Regions from separate parts of the Homo sapiens genome. Here region 2 is linked to region 1. A link is an interaction called in ENCODE POLR2A ChIA-PET data of the cell type or tissue named here. Cell type or tissue: GM12878. All regions are shown on one strand. Links, peaks and the distances in the headings refer to the core of each region. The heading gives the core; the rest is flanking DNA.

Evidence for each region. ChIA-PET counts read pairs that join two places held together with the same protein. Peaks named below come from ENCODE experiments on the same cell type or tissue, not always from the same donor. Only the 100,000 strongest peaks of a DNase experiment are listed, where the experiment ranks them.
Region 2: POLR2A ChIA-PET joins it to region 1 with 5 read pairs; 1 of 35 experiments calls an interaction of 5 or more read pairs at or near these places.

The regions. Positions count from the first base shown.
Region 1 is chr5:56,257,432-56,262,763 of GRCh38, reverse strand. It overlaps the pseudogene RNA5SP185. Among named protein-coding and RNA genes, the nearest start is that of ANKRD55, 27 kb to the right of the region's middle. RefSeq lists an enhancer at 4,638-5,145. In GM12878, for the core only: no CTCF peak of the experiment used is centred there; a DNase peak (open chromatin) is centred at 3,303.
Region 2 is chr5:57,216,471-57,221,802 of GRCh38, reverse strand. The region is part of intron 3 of GPBP1 (GC-rich promoter binding protein 1); the gene reads right to left. Among named protein-coding and RNA genes, the nearest start is that of GPBP1, 45 kb to the right of the region's middle. In GM12878, for the core only: a CTCF peak has its summit at 660; DNase peaks (open chromatin) are centred at 662 and 2,189.

The DNA.
Region 1 (5,332 bases), core at 266-5,265:
CTACAAATTTTTTAACCATTAAGACTTTCTCTACTGCCAAATAAGAATCAATAGTTATCTTTTCATGGATATTAAAAACCCCTTGTTTTTAAAAGAACAGTAAATAAATAAGTTTCACCAGAAAATTCTTGACCGGGTATTCTTAAAGTGTGGTTTGGAAACTTTAAGCCTCTTTCAGGTCAAAACTAGTTTTCATGATAACACTGAGGCATCAATCGCCTTTTTCATCTCGTCCTCTCAAGTGTGCATTAGTGCTCTCCAGAGGCTACATGATATGTGATATCAAACAGACTAGTGCAGAAACAGATATGAGAATCCAGCTGTCTTCTGATAGAAAGCATTTCTCAAAGAGAGATTTGCCAGATATCAAAGAGATTGGCAAACATTTTATAGAGACATACATCAGTGTCATTTTGATAATTTTTTGTCTCAGAAAATAAGTCATTTTCATAAATATGTGGTATTTATGTTCATTGGTATTGGGTTTATTATTGGAGTTTTTAAAATTAATAAACTTTTTTAAGTCCTCCGGGTTTTATTTCAAGTATAGTAACTATAGGTTGATATAACTCACATATACCAAAGTTCCTTATGGTCCTCTATCACTTGTAAGAGAGTGAAGGAGTCTTGAGACCCAAACACTTGAGAATCTCTGTTCTAGACCAACATATGATGATGTTTCTTCTTCTCCCACTTAGACGCTACCTCTTGAGTGGCAGGGTTTACATGCTTGAAGCATCTTTCTGCCTCCCTCTGATGAGGGATAGATTTACGGTTTCATCCACAGACTATGGGCCTGGGGCCTGTATTGTCTTCAAACTCTGCCACTTTAAACTTTGGTAGAACTTGGGTTCCCCCAAAGGAGACGTTAAGACAGGCTCTAGCCTTGGGAAATTAGTTCGCCTCCCAGCCATCCCTCCTCTCTTCCCATAGAACCCTAGAGCCAGTTTTCAATGCCAGTCTCTCAGAGACCCTCACCTCATTTTCTCTGCCGACACTTTTGCAGATAAGTCTAGCACTGACTAGAACACAGGTTGTAGAGGGTACAGCATAACGTTTTTGTGTAGAAAGATACCCATAACAGAATATTCGGGCCTTCCGCATGAACACCCAAGAACTCACCCTGGAATGGCACAGGCAGGAACATTCCGGAGCCCTTCACATCCACTTCCCAAAAGATCTCTGTAATCTGCAAAATAGGCACAAACCCTCCAGTTAGGGCAGGCCATCTGCTTTTATGCCTTGCCACCCCAAAACTCGCTCTAACCCACCCAATCCAATTCTCACCTCCGTGGCAGCAACTGTGTGACCTGAAGTTTCATCAGTGCATGCCAGCAGGTGGTCAGTAAGGGGCAATCCTCCTGCGGCTTTCGTGGAGGGACTAGAGTGGGCAGATATGGTCCCAGGTTCCTCTGCAGGCGTTGCCAGTGATAATCTCCAACCAGCAGAAAGATGGTGATGGACCTCGATGGAGAGAGACTGGGCACATTGTGTATTCACACAATAGGGTTCCCCTCACCTGGCACCCAAACAAGGAATACGCCAGCAGGGGCAATTTTCTGAAAGCTCCTTCGGGAGCTCTGTTTGTGTTTACTGGGACATGGGACAGTGTTTGAGTGATAGGCTTCTTGCCTTTATCTCTCTGCTTTGTGAGAATGAGAAGGAAGAAGGAGAGAAGGAAGAAAAGGAGATTTTGTCAGGCTCTTCACAAAATCATTCAGAAAAGAATGGGAAGAGTAAGATCCCTTTCAGCTATATATAACATTGTATAATGTTATAATTTTACTCTTTATGTTACAGGAATCTATTGTTTAAATTTAATTGAGGCCAAACCCTCAACCCAAGAACACATCCCAAACCAACCCTCCACTGAGTAAGTTCACTGATTTGAGGAATGCTGAAAGAACAGCCTTCCCCAAACTATTGCCACTGCTGGCTTCCCATGGGGCTGGAAGCTTTCCCCATGACCATCACACTGTTGGGACAAAGAAAGCATTACCTGGTGTAATCTGAAAGCCATTCACATGAATGATCCACGTACTGCAGGTACTGTCCACAAGTCTAGGAAGATTAAAGTGAAAACATCTCCAGTCTCTGTATTGGACATAAACCTTGCCCTTTTTCAAGATTCCCTCAATTGCTGTCTTCTCTCAGTTGGCGCCTCATTCCCAGTGTCACAGATGAAATGCTACATAGTGGGGCACGGCACCTGAGCAGCTGAGAAGGGGCTAGATGATGCCACCCAGAAGTGTAAGGGGCCTTAACTTTCCATGGAGTAAATCTTGACCATTGGGAAACAGGAAATGAAAGAGAATCAGAGTCTGGCCATACCACCCTGAATGAGCCCAATCTCGCCTGCTCTCGGAAGCTAAGCAGGGTGGGGCCTGGTTAGTACTCAGGTGGAAAAAAGAGAATCAGGCAGACATATGTCCTTCCTTTCATCCATTCATAGTATGGCTTCTCTTTAAAAACTCTCCAAAAAAGGCAGGGCGCGGTGGCTCAAGCCTATATTCCAGCACTTTGGGAGGCCGAGGCTGGCGGATCACCTGAGGTCGGGCACTCCAGACCAGCCTGGCCAACATGGTGAAACCCTGTCTCTACTAAAAATACAAAAATTAGCCAGGTTTGGTGGCACACACCTGTAATCCCAGCTACTTGGGAGGCTGAGGCACGAGAATTGCTTGAACCCAGGAGATGGGAGGTTGCAGTAAGCCGAGATCACACCACTGCACTCCAGCCTGGGTGATAGAGTGAGACTGTTTCAAAAAGAAAAAACACAACACACACACACACACACACACACTCCAAAAAAGTCGCATGTGCCAAATGAAGACAGATGCCCTATATCTCTTTACAGCTCATTGGGAAGTTGAAGCCAGCATCCTACATCACACCCCATAGCTTCACCTCTTTCCTTAATTAACTTCTATTTGTTTTCAACATTTTCACACCCCTGGCTTGCACCTCTTAAACCAACTGTCAGATCTTTCCCTTAGGTTTTGTTCTCTAGGAGATCAAGACTAAGACAGTCCATGTTAAGATCTTTGAGAATATCCCAACAAATAGCACCCCTCTTTTCATCTAGGTTCTAAACAAGTTGAGGAGAAGGGGGAAAAAAACATATATACAGGACAAATAGCAACTTTTTGATAGATAAAAGCAAAGTTCTAAGAGTCTACGTTGAGAATCGTATGTTCTTGCTGAATGAACTCAAGGCTTGAACACCCTGTCCCAGTGTCAGATTCAAGGAGACTTTGCCATGTGGAAGGGGACTACCCAAATTTGTCAGTATTATTACTGACAATAAGTAAATTCGTGTTTTCTGTGGGCAGTATGAGGACAGAGTTGAGCTAAACATACACCACAATTCTTCCCATATTTCTCAAACAAATGAGTCATTCCACCACCCCAGAGACACAGTGAGTAAAGAAACAGAGAGAGACCCAGAGTTGTGATAAATGGGCTCCCTTTAGAGGAAGAAACATATGAGTAGGAAAGAAAAATTCTCACTAAATAGTTCTCATTCCATGTGCACTGGCAATGCACCAGCTCTCAGTAATCTGTGCATTTCTCCCAGGCAGTATTTGCTTTTATTTTCTGCTTTTGCTGCATTTTTGTCCCCTCATATCTCATCTTCTATGACTGGTCTCTTCTGTTCACCCTGTGCCAGCCTAAACATGAAACAGTCATTTTCCTTTTAATTCCCCGAAGAAACTATGAAAAGGAAGCCATTAAGTTTAGAAGACTTACTGAAGATAACAGACAGCTCAAGGCTAGATACTTTAATACTTTAAGGCTAGATACTGAGAAGATTTAGGACTCCAGCTATGATAAAATAGCTTGCATCACCTAGCCCTTTCTTCAAAAGTAACTATAAACGCTCCCTCTCCCCCTCCCCCTCCCCCTCCCTCTCTCCCCTTTGCATGGTCTCCCTCTGATGCCAAGCGGAGGCTGGACTGTACTGCCGCCATCTCAGCTCACTGCAACCTCCCTGCCTGATTCTCCTGCCTCAGCCTGCCGAGTGCCTGGGATTGCAGGCACGCACCGCCACGCCTGACTGGTTTTCGTATTTTTTGGTGGAGACGGGGTTTCGCCGTGTTGGCCGGGCTGGTCTCCAGCTCCTGACCGCGCGTGATCTGCCAGCCTCGGCCTCCCGAGGTGCCAGGATTGCAGACGGAGTCTCGCTCGCTCAGTGCTCAATATTGCCCATGCTGGAGTGCAGTGGCGTGATCTCGGCTCGCTACAACCTCCACCTCCCAGCCGACTGCCTTGGCCTCCCAAAGTGCCGAGATTGCAGCCTCTGCCCGGCCGCCACCCTGTCTAAGAAGTGAGGAGCGTCTCTGCCCGGCTGCCCATCATCTGGGATGTGAGGAGCCCCTCTGCCTGGCCGTCCAGTCTGGGAAGTGAGGAGCACCTTTTCCCGGCCGTCATCCCGTCTAGGAAGTGAGGAGCGTTTCTGCCCGGCCGCCCATCGTCTGGGATGTGGGGAGCACCTCTGCCCGGCCGCCCCGTCTGGGAAGTGAGGAGCCCCTCTGCCCGGCAGCCACCCCGTCTGGGAGGTTTACCCAACAGCACATTGAGAACGGGCCATGATGACGATGGCGGTTTTGTCAAATAGAAAGGGGGGAAGTGTGGGGAAAAGAAAGAGAGATCGGATTGTTACTGTGTCTGCGTGGAAAGAAGTAGACATAGGAGACTCCATTTTGTTCTGTACTAAGAAAAATTCTTCTGCCTTGGGATGCTGTTAATCTATAACCTTACCCCCAACCCCGTGCTCTCTGAAACATGTGCTATGTCCACTAAGGGTTAAATGGATTAAGGTCCGTGCAAGATGTGCTTTGTTAAACAGATGCTTGAAGGCAGCATGCTCGTTAAGAGTCATCACCACTCCCTAATCTCAAGTACCCAGGGACACAAACACTGCGGAAGGCGGCAGGGCCCTCTGCCTAGGAAAACCAGAGACCTTTGTTCACATGTTTATCTGCTGACCTTCCCTCCACTATTGTCCTATGACCCTGCCAAATCCCCCTCTCCGAGAAACACCCAAGAATGATCAATAAATACTAAAAAAATTTAAAAAAAAATTATAAACGTTGCACAAAATACATAAAGCAATTGCCTGAAGGCACTGGAGACACCAAGCACAAGCGAGATTTAAAGAAAACCCTATGGCATGAGGTCCACATACATTCCAGATATTCTCTTGAGGACATGTACACACTGCAGAATAGGGATATACAAATACAACAGTCTTAGTGGGCTGAGAAAGTAGAAGTAAGAATTTGGAGCTGCCAAAGCAGGCAGGACTTAGGAAAGTCCTGAAGAAGGGAAA
Region 2 (5,332 bases), core at 130-5,129, 960 kb before region 1:
GCCTACATTTTCATCGCAAGCTGACACTGCTTACATTGTCAAAGGAAAGTTTTGGTACAGTAATACTAATCTTTTTAACACTGCCATAAAAGAATCAAAAAATGCTACTATTATACACTACAGAGAAAACTACAGATTATTGAATACAAACATGAAAATGTATTCATCATAGTAAAGTTCCACCACATTTTTTGTTTAAAAAGAAAAAAAATCTCCAACTTTCTATTTTATACCATTCATCTACCCTTTTAATACCACAACCCCGAAATCTTTCATCAAACAATTATGAAGATACAGCATCCTGTTTACAGGGATTATTTTGTCATCCTTCCTAGCATAACAAATGGAATTTGCTAGTTATCTAAATTTTTCAATATCTGTTCAATATTCTTTCAGTAATACTTACTTTCAAACTGCTGGTCAGGACCTATTAACAAATGATAAGATCAGTCACAATTGGCATTATTTAATGGAATTTAAAAAAACTAGAAAATCACAAAAGAAAAAACTAGTGCGCCACAGGTATATAAAATTTGTTACATATACATGAAAATGAAAAGACTGTGTAAAATATCCTTCTCACTACAGGTCACAATCAACAGTTTAAAAGTCACTGCCCTAAATAAGAGATTTATACTCAGCCACATGCAGTTTAAATTTTTACCACATGATGGGGCTAAAGTTCTACACATCTCAAAACTACTGCCATACAGTTCTGAAAACATTTTTACCCTTAATTCAAATCTTCATGTCATCTTTTCAAACAAAAAATAAATACTGCCGTTTAAGTAGAGAATGCAATACTAATTAATGTCTGTTCCAATTACTCAGAACAATATTAAAAAGAGAAACGATGTGGGTAAACAAAAGTCTATGGCAGAAAACAAGAGGTTAATTACAAATAGAATTCATAAATGATGATTCTGAGAAAGAATAAGACAGAAAAGGTACAATAAAAGTATCACTAGAAAGTATTGTGTTTGTCAAAACCACTTTGGGCAAAGAAACAAATCTCAAATACTGCTAGTTAAGAGTTCAAATTGGGCGGGGTGCAGTGGCTCGTGCCTGTAATCCTAGCACTATGAGAGGCCGAGTCAGGTTGATCACCTGAGGTCAGGAGTTCAAGACCAGCCTGGACAATATGATGAAACCCCATCTCTACTAAAAATACAAAAATCAGCTGGGTGTGATAGCAGGAACCTGTAATCCCAACTACTCAGGAGGCTGAGGCAGGAGAATCGTTTGAACCTGGGGGGCAGAGGTTACAGTGAGCAGAGATCACACCACTGCATTCCAGCTTGGGCGACAGAGCGAGACTCCATCTCAAAAAAAAAAAAAAAAAGTTTAAATTGTCAACTATTTTCTAAAGCTAATTTTTAATTAGAAGAATTCAGAATTTAGAACTGGTGTTCCAAATTCTAAGAGTAAAATCATCATCATTATGAGGGCCTATATAAATTAATCAAGAGTCAGGTCCAAAAAGCATTGAGAATTTCAACGCACGTTAACAATTATCAGCCAGGCTCAATGGCTCACATCTGTAATCACACTTTGGGAGGCCAAGGCAGAAGCATCTCCTGAGCTCAGTAGTTCAAGACCAGCCTGGGCAAGATAGTGAGACCCTGTCTCTATTTTTTTTTTAATTTTTTAAATTACCAATCTTAACTTCAAGTTAACATTTAAATGAAGACAAGTATTTACAAGCTTTTTTTAATGTTTTGTGTATCTTTCCAGATTTTTTTTTTTTTTTTGAGACAGGGTCTCACTCTTGTTGCCCAGGCTGAAGTGCAATGACACGATCTCAGCTCACTACAACCTCTGCCTCCCAGGTTCAAGCGATTCTCCTGCTCAGCCTCCCGAGTAGCTAGGATTACAGGCACGCGCCACCAAGCCCAGCTAGTTTTGTACTTTTAGTAGAGACAGGGTTTTTCCACGTTGGTCCAGCTGGTCTCGAACTCCCAACCTCAGGTGATCCCCCTGCTTCGGCCTCCCAAAGTGCTGGGATTACAGGCATGAGCCACCGCACCCGGCCCAGATGCTAATTTTTATTACTGTGCTTTATGTTAGCTATGAAATCACTTAAAAATTACAAGAAGTCTTACATTTATTTCAGAGAAAATGACAAAAGAGGAAAGCAGGAAACCCATATGCATCCAGGCAGGACTGGGGAAAATGCTGACTTAAAAGACAAACAAGAGCAGCTCGGTACAGGGGAATTCCAGGGACCCACACACGAATGAGAAGGTGGCAAAAGTCAATAACAAGAATTGATTTCAGTGGCTTAATCAACAGAGGTCTCCATTCCCCAACAATTTCAAGTACCTTTTTTTTTAAATTTTAATTATTTGTTTTTTGTGTGTGTGGTTTTGTTGTTTTTTTTTTTGTTTGTTTGTTTTTGGTTTTTTTTTTTTTTTTTTTTTTTTTTTTGAGACAGAGTCTCGCTCTGTCACCCAGGCTGGAGTTCAGTGGCGGGATCTGGGCTCACTGCAACCTCTGCCTCCCGGGTTCAAGCAATTCTCCTGCCTCAGCCTCCCGAGTAGCTGGGACCACAGGCATGTGCCACCATACCCGGCTAATTTTTGTATTTTTAGTAGAAACGGGGTTTCACCATGTTGGCCAGGCTGGTCTTGAACTCCTGACCTCAGGTGATCCACCAGCCTTGGCCTCCTAAAGTGCTGGGATTACAGACGTGAGTCACCACGCCCGGCCTCAAATCCCTTTTTTACAGTCTATGAATTTTTACTCATTTTACAGAATTCCAAAATGAGTCCTATGGAAAGATCACAGAATAGGAGATACATCCTGGATTCTAATCTAGGCTCACACTAATCAGCTATGTGAAAACAATTCAGTTAACCTTCCAAAATCTGTATAAGGTTTAGATGATCACTAAGATCCATCTTCAAACCCTAAAATTATATTCTATAGGAGAATTTTATAACTTAAGTGTATCTTTTTCAACACATATGGCCAAAATTTATTAGGACCTGGTAAGTCCTTATGGGAGAACAAAATGCCAAATTATAAAATTGATTCTGGCTCGAGCGTGGTGGCTCACGCCTGTTATCCCAGCACACTGGGAGGTAGAGGCAGGCGGATCACTTGAGGTGAAATCAAGTTATCAAGTCCCTGTGATAACTCAAGTTTATGTTAATAGTCACTTAGACTGGGGCCCCCAACAGTCTCAGCACAGGGCCAGTAACAGGAAAAATCAAGTGATTAGAGGGTATGAACTTTCAGCCCCACCACCCATAGACCAATTGCTGAACACATGAAAGTGCTGGGAGGGTAGTACACCCAGACAGGGCATGGAAGCTCCACACACCACACCACCTCCCCTCACCTAATACCTCACCATTATCAATCTATTCACCTGTATCCTTTATAATAAAATCAGCAAATGTGTTTCCCTGAATTCTTTGAGCCATCCCAACAAATTGTTCAGACCCAATGGGGGTGGTTGCAGAAATCCTGGTTTGTAACCAGTGAGGAGTACTGGTGACTGGGACTGGCTATTGGCATCTGAAGTGAAAGCAGTCTTGTGGGACTGAACATTTAACCTGTGGGATCTGACCCTATCCCAAGCAGACAGTGTCAGAACTGAAATGAATTATAGGATACCCAGGTAGTGTCTGCTGGAGAACTGCTTTGAGGGGGAGAATCCAAATTATGTGGTTATAGAAGTGTTCTGTGTTGAGAGTAGAGAGGAAAAAAAGTGGGGTTTTTTTGTTTTTTTTTCTTTTACACAGGTCTTATAGTCTAGAAAAGTCAAAACACCTATAGGAATTACTTTAAATCAAAATGAACACAGCTTGCCTGAACCAAAAGTATAAATTACTATAAAAAATTTCATAAGTGAAAAGAAATTAACTAGTATTTATGAGAAAGATATTTTTAAATAAACTCTTAATCTGTGTGAAAATTTTCATTTATTTAATTTACTTTTGTAGAGAGGCAGGGTTTCACCATGTTGCCCAGGCTGTTCTCAAACTCCTGGCCTCAAGAGATTCTCCAGCCTCAGCCTCCCATAGTACTGGGATTATAGGTGTGAGCCACCATATCTGACCCAAGAGAGTCAATATGCTTTTTCTGAAAATGGTCATATTCTTAATCATACTGGCTCTTTGCATTCGCATTGTCTCATTATTTAGAGGCAAATATCTAGACAGTTACAGGTAGATCTTTGACCACTTGTAGTTGTGTTTTTTTGTGTTTTTTGTTTGTTTGTTTTGAGACAGTATTTCACTCTTCTTGCCCAGGCTGGAGTGCAATGGCACAATCTCGGCTCACCACAACCTCCACCCTCCCGGTTAAAGCGATTCTCCAGCCTCAGCCTCCCAAGTAGCTGGGATTAAGGTATGCACCACCACACCGGGATAATTTTGTATTTTTAGTAGAGACGGGGTTTCTCCATGTTGGTCAGGCTGGTCTCAAACTCCTGACCTCAGGTGATCCGCCCGCCTCGGCCTCCCAAAGTGCTGGGATTATAGGCGTGAGCCACCGCACCCAGGCAGTAGTTGTTTTATGTTTACACACTAGATCATGCTGGAGGGAAGGCCCATCAAAAAGCTCCCCTAACAAAATAACTTGACCAAAAAAATTGTATTACAACTTTTTATCAGAATACGCCGCTATTTTCCACTTTGCAGACTATTAAAGAAATCACTAGTGGCATATAATCTATCAAAAAAGTCCATTTCTAGCATCTGCTTCAAAAATTTATTCTTAGCACATCTTAAAAATAGACAATTTTAATAATTTGCACTCTCCTTGAATGTCTGTAAATGTACCTGTAAAAAACTATTCTATTTTTATTTATATAAGTTAAATCAACATTCCTTAGTGAGTCCTAATATATAACGATATTGCAAAATTCACATTCCTGAAATTGTAGTCATGAGCCATTCGAGTCTTATTTATATGAAAAAAAAAAAGCGTTCCAGATATATGAAAAGGCTTTGAAAAAATGTTCATAAGGAGAAAGTAAAGCAGGTTATCAGAAGAATAGTACAGAAACACGAAGTTTTCAGATTTTCTTAAATAAATGTTTCTTCATTTGCTATGTGCCCTTAGAATAATTTTCAGACTTTTAGTGTTTTTTGTTTTGTTTTGTTTTTGAGACAGAGTCTCACTCCTTCACCCAGGCTGGACTGCAGTGGCACGATCTCGGCTCCCTGCAACCTCTACCTCCCGGGTTCAAGTGATTCTCATGCCACCGCACCTAGCTAATTTTTGTATTTTTAGTAGAGACGGGGTTTGGGCCATGTTAGCTAGGCTGGTCTCGAATTCTTGACCTCAAGTGATCTGCCCACCTGTGCCTCCCAAAGTGCTG